Linked DNA regions of Homo sapiens: region 1 is linked to region 2. Evidence: read pairs that join two places in POLR2A ChIA-PET (ENCODE). Cell type or tissue: CD4-positive, alpha-beta T cell. All regions are shown on one strand. Links, peaks and the distances in the headings refer to the core of each region. The heading gives the core; the rest is flanking DNA. Region 1 overlaps NFKB1 (nuclear factor kappa B subunit 1). Region 2 overlaps NFKB1 (nuclear factor kappa B subunit 1).

The links. Peaks named below come from ENCODE experiments on the same cell type or tissue, not always from the same donor. Only the 100,000 strongest peaks of a DNase experiment are listed, where the experiment ranks them.
Region 1: POLR2A ChIA-PET joins it to region 2 with 8 read pairs; 7 of 35 experiments call an interaction of 5 or more read pairs at or near these places.

Annotation. Positions count from the first base shown.
Region 1 is chr4:102,572,614-102,576,996 of GRCh38, reverse strand. NFKB1 (nuclear factor kappa B subunit 1) reads right to left here. Exons shown (of 24, transcript NM_003998.4): 7 at 1-121. Among named protein-coding and RNA genes, the nearest start is that of NFKB1-AS1, 72 kb to the right of the region's middle. In CD4-positive, alpha-beta T cell, for the core only: no CTCF peak of the experiment used is centred there; a DNase peak (open chromatin) is centred at 2,486; H3K27ac peaks cover 453 bases.
Region 2 is chr4:102,504,580-102,508,988 of GRCh38, reverse strand. All of the region lies in intron 1 of NFKB1 (nuclear factor kappa B subunit 1), which reads right to left. Among named protein-coding and RNA genes, the nearest start is that of NFKB1-AS1, 4.3 kb to the right of the region's middle. In CD4-positive, alpha-beta T cell, for the core only: no CTCF peak of the experiment used is centred there; no DNase peak of the experiment used is centred there; H3K4me3 peaks cover 142 bases.

The DNA.
Region 1 (4,383 bases), core at 1-4,000, 68 kb before region 2:
AAGGTCAGGGTGCACCAAGAGTCCAGGATTATAGCCCCTTATACACGCCTCTGTCATTCGTGCTTCCAGTGTTTCAAATACTTTTTTCTTTGTCACATGAAGTATACCCAGGTTTGCGAAGCTGGAGAAAAAACAGTAACAGCAGCAGCAACAACAACCAAAAGTTAGGCACTTAATGTCTAGGGAATCTGGCTTCACTTGTAAATTAAAAAAAAATACACAGGCCCTCAATGCTTTATACAAATCTCTTGGGGCTACATGCATTTCAGAATTTAGGGTATTTTTGATGTTAAAAAGGCAATATATGGCCTATACTGCATATTACATAATACTCTAAGCAGGTCTGGGGCACACAATGTAGTCAAACACGTTAGTATTTCCTCAGCGAAATATATAATTGGACTCACCAAATGGAAAAATAAAGACTATAAACAGCTACACATCAGGTCAGATTGGTTTTTACTACCAAATGAGTCTGCAATAAACTTGGAAGAATGTTTTGGTTTTCAGAGCTTATTTGACTTCCAAATTTGATTACGGGAGTGGGAGCATATGTGTCTATATGTCTTAATGAGGAAGTCTTACCGGGTTCATTTTAAAGTATTTTCTATGGGAGCTGTATTAAAAATTCAAAATTCAAAATACTAACAACTTCTTAAGAATAAGAAGAATATTATATTTGGAATGATTATTTTCCTTTTGAATTGTCCTTGGGTTTCTGAATGGGATTTAAAGTCTACTTATAATCTCATCTTCTCCTGAGTTATCTATAAGGTTGGAATTATTTATGACCATTAGAGTTGTCATCTAAGTATACACGTAAACAGGGATGGAGAATCTTTTATCTCACGAAGGCTACATATTTATAAAACAAAATATGTGATAAGCTTAAAAAGCAATGAAAATGATTTATAAGAAAATATATAAAATGTTCCAGCCATTCACTTTTGAAATTAAAGTACATGAAACAAAGAAGTCTATTCAATAAATATAACAGGCAAACAAAAAAGGACTTTACCAAGGAGATTCATTCACTCAACAAATATTTATGCAGATCCTTATCAGTGCCAGGAAATGTCCTAGATGCTTTTGTCAGCAGTAAAAGAATCTCTACCTTCACTGAATTTATATGCTAGTGTGACAACGGAGAAGAAACAAAGAAGTAAATTATACGATACAATTTAGAAGGCAATAAGTGTTATCCAGAAAAATAAGGTAGGAATGAGGAACAGGAGAGGTAGTAGAAAAAAGCATAACATTTTAAAGTAGGGAGAGGTCAGGAAGGACACTCAGTAAAAAGATGACAACTGAGCAAAAACTTGAAGGAAGCGATGGGGAAGACATGAACATATGAATGATGAATGTGGCAAAAGGAACAGTAAGTACAAAATTCCTGCGGTAGGACCACGCCGGTGTTTTCAAAACACAACAAAGGCAAGGAGGTCAATGTAGCTGGAGTGAAATGAGCAAGTTGTCAGAAGTAAGTGAAGAATTCAGAGAGGTAAGCAGGGGGCCAGATCTCTGGCTTTTACTCAGAAAGAAAGAAAGAAAAAAAAAATTAGTAGAGGAAAGAAAGAGATTTCATGACAACTGGATTGAAGGAAAGAATGAACAAGCTAAGGTAGGAAGGTCAGATAAAGTAGGGAAGAAAATAGGAGTTATAAGGCAGAATGAAATGAGCACTCATACCAGAGGCCCAGAGACAGAATAAGTCACGTGTCCAGGCAGATGAAAAAAGTGGATAGCTAAGACACAGAACAGAAAATATACCACTAGAAAATAAGCTCCTTGAAGGCAGAGATCTCTAGTCCCTAGAACAATGCCTGACATATGAGTGTTTAATAAGTATCTGTTGATAAAGGAATGCATGAATTAATACAGCACAGAAAAATATGCAACATGACATACTTATATGCATAGAAGCATAGGCAGTTTTTCAGAAACAATACCTATATCTTTTGGCCCTTTCAGCCTTACTCCCATATAGAACTTCCCTAACTGCAGGAAAACGGGGTTATCTCCTTTGTAATAGCAATGATAAACATCTGTGTAGCATCTTACACTTTACTGTCAATAATATGCTTTTCATGTATATTGCCTAATCTAGTCCCTGTGAGAAAAACATCATCCTTATTAATTTATTATGTGAATAATGAAGGATTTACTCTGGTTAACAAATGAAACAGTACAGAAGTCAGTCTTCTGCTTCAGGTAACGATAGAGTAAAACAGACTGGTTTGAACCTTAAATATCTAAAATACATGAAGAAATGGTTTTTAGACACTAGAAAACAGGCAGCACAGAACAGTAATCTTTAAGAAAAGGGAAATAAATAAGGTGAACCCTGTAATTACTCTGGCTTAATGCCTAAAGAGTCCCAGGCTGCAGCACAGGAAGGAGGAACCCCAACAGAGCCTGGCAATCTCTGAGGTTGAGGAGACACAGTTAAATATTGGAGGAAGCCAAGGAGGCTAAAACTCACAAGCAGAGTACCGGAAAGGAAGAAACCGCAAACAGAGATACACTCAGAGATCACTGGAGTCTTCAGCTGAGTGCTGTGTGTGAGGAAATATGTCAAAGCTGGGAAAAGAACCACCACAGAGGTGGAGGCAGAAAAATTACTGTAACACATATGGGGCTGGAATAGTTCAAGAAATCTTGTAATACATGGAGCATCAGGTTGAAAATTCAGAAAGGTACTGCCTTAGCAATGATGTCAAATTAACCCTAGAGTAAAGGTTTCTCTGGTCTCTCTGATAAAGCTTAAAAGTAAGTTTAGAAAGAATCAAAAAAATCAAACTGTTCCCAAATTTAACTTCATCCCAATCCTCAAACGTATTTAAAAGCACATCAAAAAAAAAAAAAAAAAAAGGAATCCAAGACTTAACGATACAAAATTCAAAATACCTGTCATCCAATAAAAAACTAACAGGCATGGAAAGAAATAGAAAAATATAATTCATAATTAGGACAAAAACTAAACAAAAATAGATCCAGAAGACAGAATTTGTACACAAGTACATTGAATAGCTATTATATATTCCATATGATCAGAAAAAGAAGAAAGCATTGGTATGTTAAGGAGTAACATGGCAGATATGAAAAAAAAAGACCCCAAACAAATCTATAGAAATTGCAAATTACAATGTCTAAGAGGAAAAAATACACTAGATGGAATTAAGAACATATTAGACACTACAGACAAAAATATTGGTGAACGTGCAGACACAGTAATAAAACTTTCCAAAATGAAAGAGAAAAAAAAGATTTTTTAAAAAACAGGTCATCAGTGAGCTGTAGGAAATTTCACATAGCCAAATATATGTGCAACTGGGGTTCCAGAAGAAGATGAAGAGGAGTGGACAGAAAATATATTTGAAAAAATAATGGCCAAAAAGTTTTAAAACGTACTAAATATATAAACCCAGAGATCTAAGGATCTCGATGAACCCCAAGCACAAGCAACATGAAGGAAACTATGCTAATATCCATATAATCAAATTGCTTAAAACGAGTGAGGAAGAGAAAATCTGAAAAGCTGCTAGAGAGAAAAAAAAATTATATACAGAGGAACAAAGATTAGATTGACAGGTGACTTCTTGGAAACAAGGCAAATCAGAAGACAGTGGAACAACATAGTTTAAGGATGTGAAAGAATAATACTGTCAACCTATAATTCTTTTTTTTTGAGACGGAGTTTCTTTCTTGTTGCGCAGGCCGGAGTGCAATTGTGCGATCTCGGCTCACCGCAACCTCTGCCTCCCAGGTTCAAGTGATTCTCCTGCCTCGGCCTCTCGAGTAGCTGGGATTACAGGCATGCACCACCATGCCTGGCTAATTTTGTATTTTTAGTAGAGACGGGGTTTCTCCATGTTGGTCAGGTTGGTCTTGAACTCCTGACCTCAGGTGACCTGCCCGCCTCGGCCTTCCAAAGTGCTGGGATTTCAGGCGTGAGCCACTGCGCCCGGCCTGTCTACCTAAAATTCTATACTCTTCAAAATATCTTTGAAAAACAAAGATAAAATAAAAAGCTATGAAAACATACACCTACTGAAAGAATTAATCAGCATCAGATCAGCAGTATAATAAAAGGAAGTGCCTGAGGCAGAAGAAAATGATACCAGATAGAAATTTTGACCTAAGAAACAGAATGAACAGCACTGCAAATGATAAATACGTGGTTAAATATAAACACCTTTTTTCTGATTTAAAAAGTTTCTTTAAAAGATAAGTGACTGTTTTAGATACTTTTCAAGAGAAGACACACATGCCACCAACAAACATATGGAAAAAGCTCACTAGAGAAACGCAAATTAAAACACAATGAGATATGATCTCACACCTGTCAGAATGGCTTTTATTAAAAAGTCAAAAGATAACAGA
Region 2 (4,409 bases), core at 238-4,237:
TCCAAGGGCAATCTCTCTTACTTCTTTCATTATGACCCTCCATGAGATGAGATATACAATTTATCTCATTGTATTTCTCAACCATGAGATATATGATTTGTCCTTTTATTTATAATTCTCATTCACTTTCTAGATTATTCTATCTTCACATTCAAGTTGATAACAAAGTTTAAGTCTTAGTTTTATAGAGGACTCTTCCCCCTAAATCTTTATGCTTTCATTATCCTTTGCTTTGACCAATCTTTCAAAAGACTCAGGTTTAAAATCACATACACATATACAAACGATGCTTAACCTATTCACCTTATCATGTATTAGCAGTATAATAAATGAATGCATTAAATGAATAGGGTAGAGAAATGGCTATATTTTTGGTTCATTTTAAGCCATCTCCTCTGAAAAGTAGTTCCCCAGGTTTTTTGCTTGGTTTGAAATTAGCAGTATGAACACACTAAAAATTTTTTTCCTATTTCCTAGATTGTATATTCAGTTTTCAGTTTTGATTTTACGTAAATCAATTGCTGATTTAAGTACTTTCCTGACTATCCAACTGAGCAAAAAATTAAGTGTAATTTAATTTTAATTCTTAACATTGCTTTCAACTTCTAATTTCCTCTACATAAATAGCCACCCACACATGCTTCTTCCATCATTCCACATCATCATCATTTTAATTTTATAAATCATGAAGGTTCTTGTATTATATGCAGATGCTATAAATTGTAAGGTATTCTCCTCTGGCCTCATTACCAAGTCCATACCCCATTTAAAAGAAAAAGACACTGAAGGTTATAGATCAAGTCTTAACAGTCAAACACCAATACATGTTTAAGCCTTACAAAATAAGCCTATACTTAAGAACTGGTAGACAAAGAGGTTCTTCAAATATCAATAAAACATGATTTGGGAATTTGTGTTAAAACATCCAAAAATAGTTATTTTCTCATTCCTAAAATTCTTGTCATGGAAGACATATTTTCTAAGACAATTAAGTAATCTATTTTCACTATTTAAATGAACTGCAGGCTTGGGCTTAGAACCAATAAATAGGTTGATTAGGGAGTCTGTCATCACTTTTATGTTTTCTTTTTTACATACTTGTTATATGGTAGAATTGACGTCTGGGATAAAGAGGGATAGGTGTGCCCTAACACTGAAATATGGTATAGTATTTTCAGTCCAAATGACATGATAAATAATAAAAATAATTTTTTGAAATAACTGCTTTTAACAAATAAAAGTCATTAAAAACAAATTGCTTTTTAAAATGGGACATTATAGAGGTATGCTCAACTTTATGCAGGTCTTATACTTTCTTTAGTTCAAGTTAGTGAAAAGTAAATCCTAGAAATATTAGTGAGCCTCATTTATCAAAAAGGTTCACCTTGGCCAAGCTAGGTGGCTCACGCCTGTAATCCCGGCACTTTGGGAGGCTGAGGCGGGTGGATCACTTGAGGTCAGGAGTTTGAGACCAGCCTGGCCAACAGAGCAAAATCCCATCTCTACTGAAAAAAAATAAAAAATAAAAAATAAATTACAAAAAAAAGGTTCATCTCAAAGAAAAATCTAATAGCTTTATTTTCCAATATGAAATGCATGAATTGTCCATACATTTCTACTAGTAGCGTAAGGATTATAACAAAGTTAGAGCCTTGTTTGTTTTGTTTATGCTTCTCTTCATGCCCAGAAGCTGCAGACTGAACTCGTAAGGGAACACACAAAAATTTATCTTTTTCTGGAAGCCATCTCATGGGGAAGTCACAGGCAGAGTGCCTGGATTATTTTATTATTTTAACAAACACTGCCGCTATTAATCTTCGGAGTACTTTTCAACAATGACGGCTTTACAGTGCAATTGTTATAGATGTTAACATTTAATTTCTTTCTCATTTTGCTGGCAACAACAAAAAATATTATATATACATATTTGTAACTAATATATATTAAATATAATTATATTAGTTACAAATATGTATTTATACATATATCATTATATTTAATATACATATTAGTTACAAATATGTATATATATAACCTTTTTTGTTGTTGCCATATCTGTATATGTAACTAATATATATCAGTATATTTAATATACACATTAGTTACATATATATGTAACTAACTTTTAACTTAATTTTTAAACTTGAATGTTTGTTGTGAGTGATGTGAGGGGAGATCAGGGTCAGAACCAGAACTAAGTGGCAGCAAAGCAGAATGAACTGAAGTGAGCAGCGCTCAATAAAATGGTTGTTTTCCCACAGGACTGCATTAGGGTTCCCAGGGGGCACAATGACACTAGGACAGGGAGTATTGGCATTTTGCTCTTTTCTAGTCTAAATGGTATATTTCATTTAAAAAACTGTGTCCACAAAAAAATAAATGGTTCAATTCAGAAATTCAAGGCCAACTTTTAAAAAATGCTACAACTGAAAAATAATGAACAAACTGTGCTAGGATGAGGCCCCAGCTTCTATAGTGTTGGAAAAATCATTAAAGTATGAAAGTGGAAAGTACAGTAAACCCTGCTAACTGCCTGCTTGTTCCTGAGGTTTGCCATCTAGTAACTTTTAACAGTCACAGATTTATGGGTGATAGGTGTTTAATTCTAGAGGTAACATAACAAAATAACATATTTTGTTTTAACTTTTTGGTTGATTAATTTAGATAAGTGTTAACAATTCTTAGATTACCAAGCAGTGCTTGTAGCATTGTTTCTTTTTTGGAGGTATTAGTATTTGATATTACAGTTTCAATGGAGTGTACAGAAATTCTAACTTCACCAAAAAATTACATTTTTCAATTTTACAAGCACCTTTTATCATTCCAATTACTTTATAATCTTGCTCTGGTGCCTCTAAAACTTTGAAACTAAAAGGCATTTTTTTTCTAGTTCATAAATGCCTCTTTCAGAATGAAATGTTCCCCTTTTGGAAGGCGCCAGATACTTTTTAATAAATTATTTGTTCTAGTAAACTTCAAGTGGTCTTTAGATAAGATTTCCATAATATCTAAGACACAAGGACTATTTTGTGCTCCTTTCTTTCCAGAAGGCAAAGCAAAATAATGTAATTTTTGTTCCTTATAGAAGATGGCTGTCCATTTAAAAAAAAATTTTGCAACAACTTCATATCATTCATTCATTTAACAGTTAATGATTGCTTACTATGTACCAACAAGTACAATGCTAAGCATCAGATATTTCTTTCGTCAGTATTGATTAGATATTATTTATTTTTAGTTAAACTAGAGTATTTGATTCTCTCAAACAGCTTTTTCTTTATTTCATTTTTTATAATTTTGGCTATTTTAAAGAATAAATTCTTTTCTAAAGCTTAAGCAGTCAAAATTTGTCACAGTTTAAACTAATAGGATCCATAGATGAACTCAAGTCTGTTGATATCTACTGAAGGCATGGGTCAAAATAAAAGCTATTTTAAGGTTTCTGGATTAATGGTGAAAGATGAATGAAAAATAATAAGGCAATTTGTAATGGATAATTAAACCAAATATATCATTATTCTAATTTCAAAAACAGGCAATAAATTAAAGCAGATGAAATTTGTATTACTGATAATTAATTCTGTTTGTTACTACAGAAAATATGACACAATAAAAATTGTTTTCTTTTTAAAATGTAAAATGCACTATTTTTATTATTAGTACTCTAAATTAAACAAATATTTTCATCCATAATCTATCTTCTGAGATTTCTATAATCTTTAACAAATCACATCTTATGTGACTCTTATTCTGTACAGAACTGTCAGGCTTTAAATTATTTGAGGTGTAGCAATGCAATTTGCACAACTTATTTTCTAAACTGTTGGCTGATCTTCAAGGCCAGGTCAACAACCTCCGGAAATGTAAAAGACAGTATATTAATTTGCACCCAGGAACAACCCCTAATACAGCAGAGACCAAAGGTATGAAGCAATTTCATCATCATTAAAAGAATGTTACTACTTTTTTCTCTTTTTTTCTTCTAAAAGTGAGGCACTGGATACTAATTAATGAAATACTACAAAGATAAAAGGCTTGGTTATGTTACCAGAACTATTAACTGTCCAAATTATGTGGTTTCAAATATTAATCTTTTTTGATTAAAAAAATTCACAGTCAAGGAGCCAAACTGACTTGCAGGACTATGCCAAAACGTTCAAACCTTTCTCCCTGAGGCTGAGTACCTTCAGTTCTTCCAAACTGTCTGTCTCCAAAGTAGTGACAAAATTCAAAGAGAGATCATATGCTCTTGATGGTTTATTGCTGACCTCTAAGAACACTACAAGTGAGTTCAGTATTTATGGGAGGTGCAAGAGTGCAAATGAGAACTAATTCCCAAAAAGCAGAGTAAATTGCTCCAGTATGGTCTACTGTTTACCAAGACGTAGTCATCAATTAATGCTGATTAG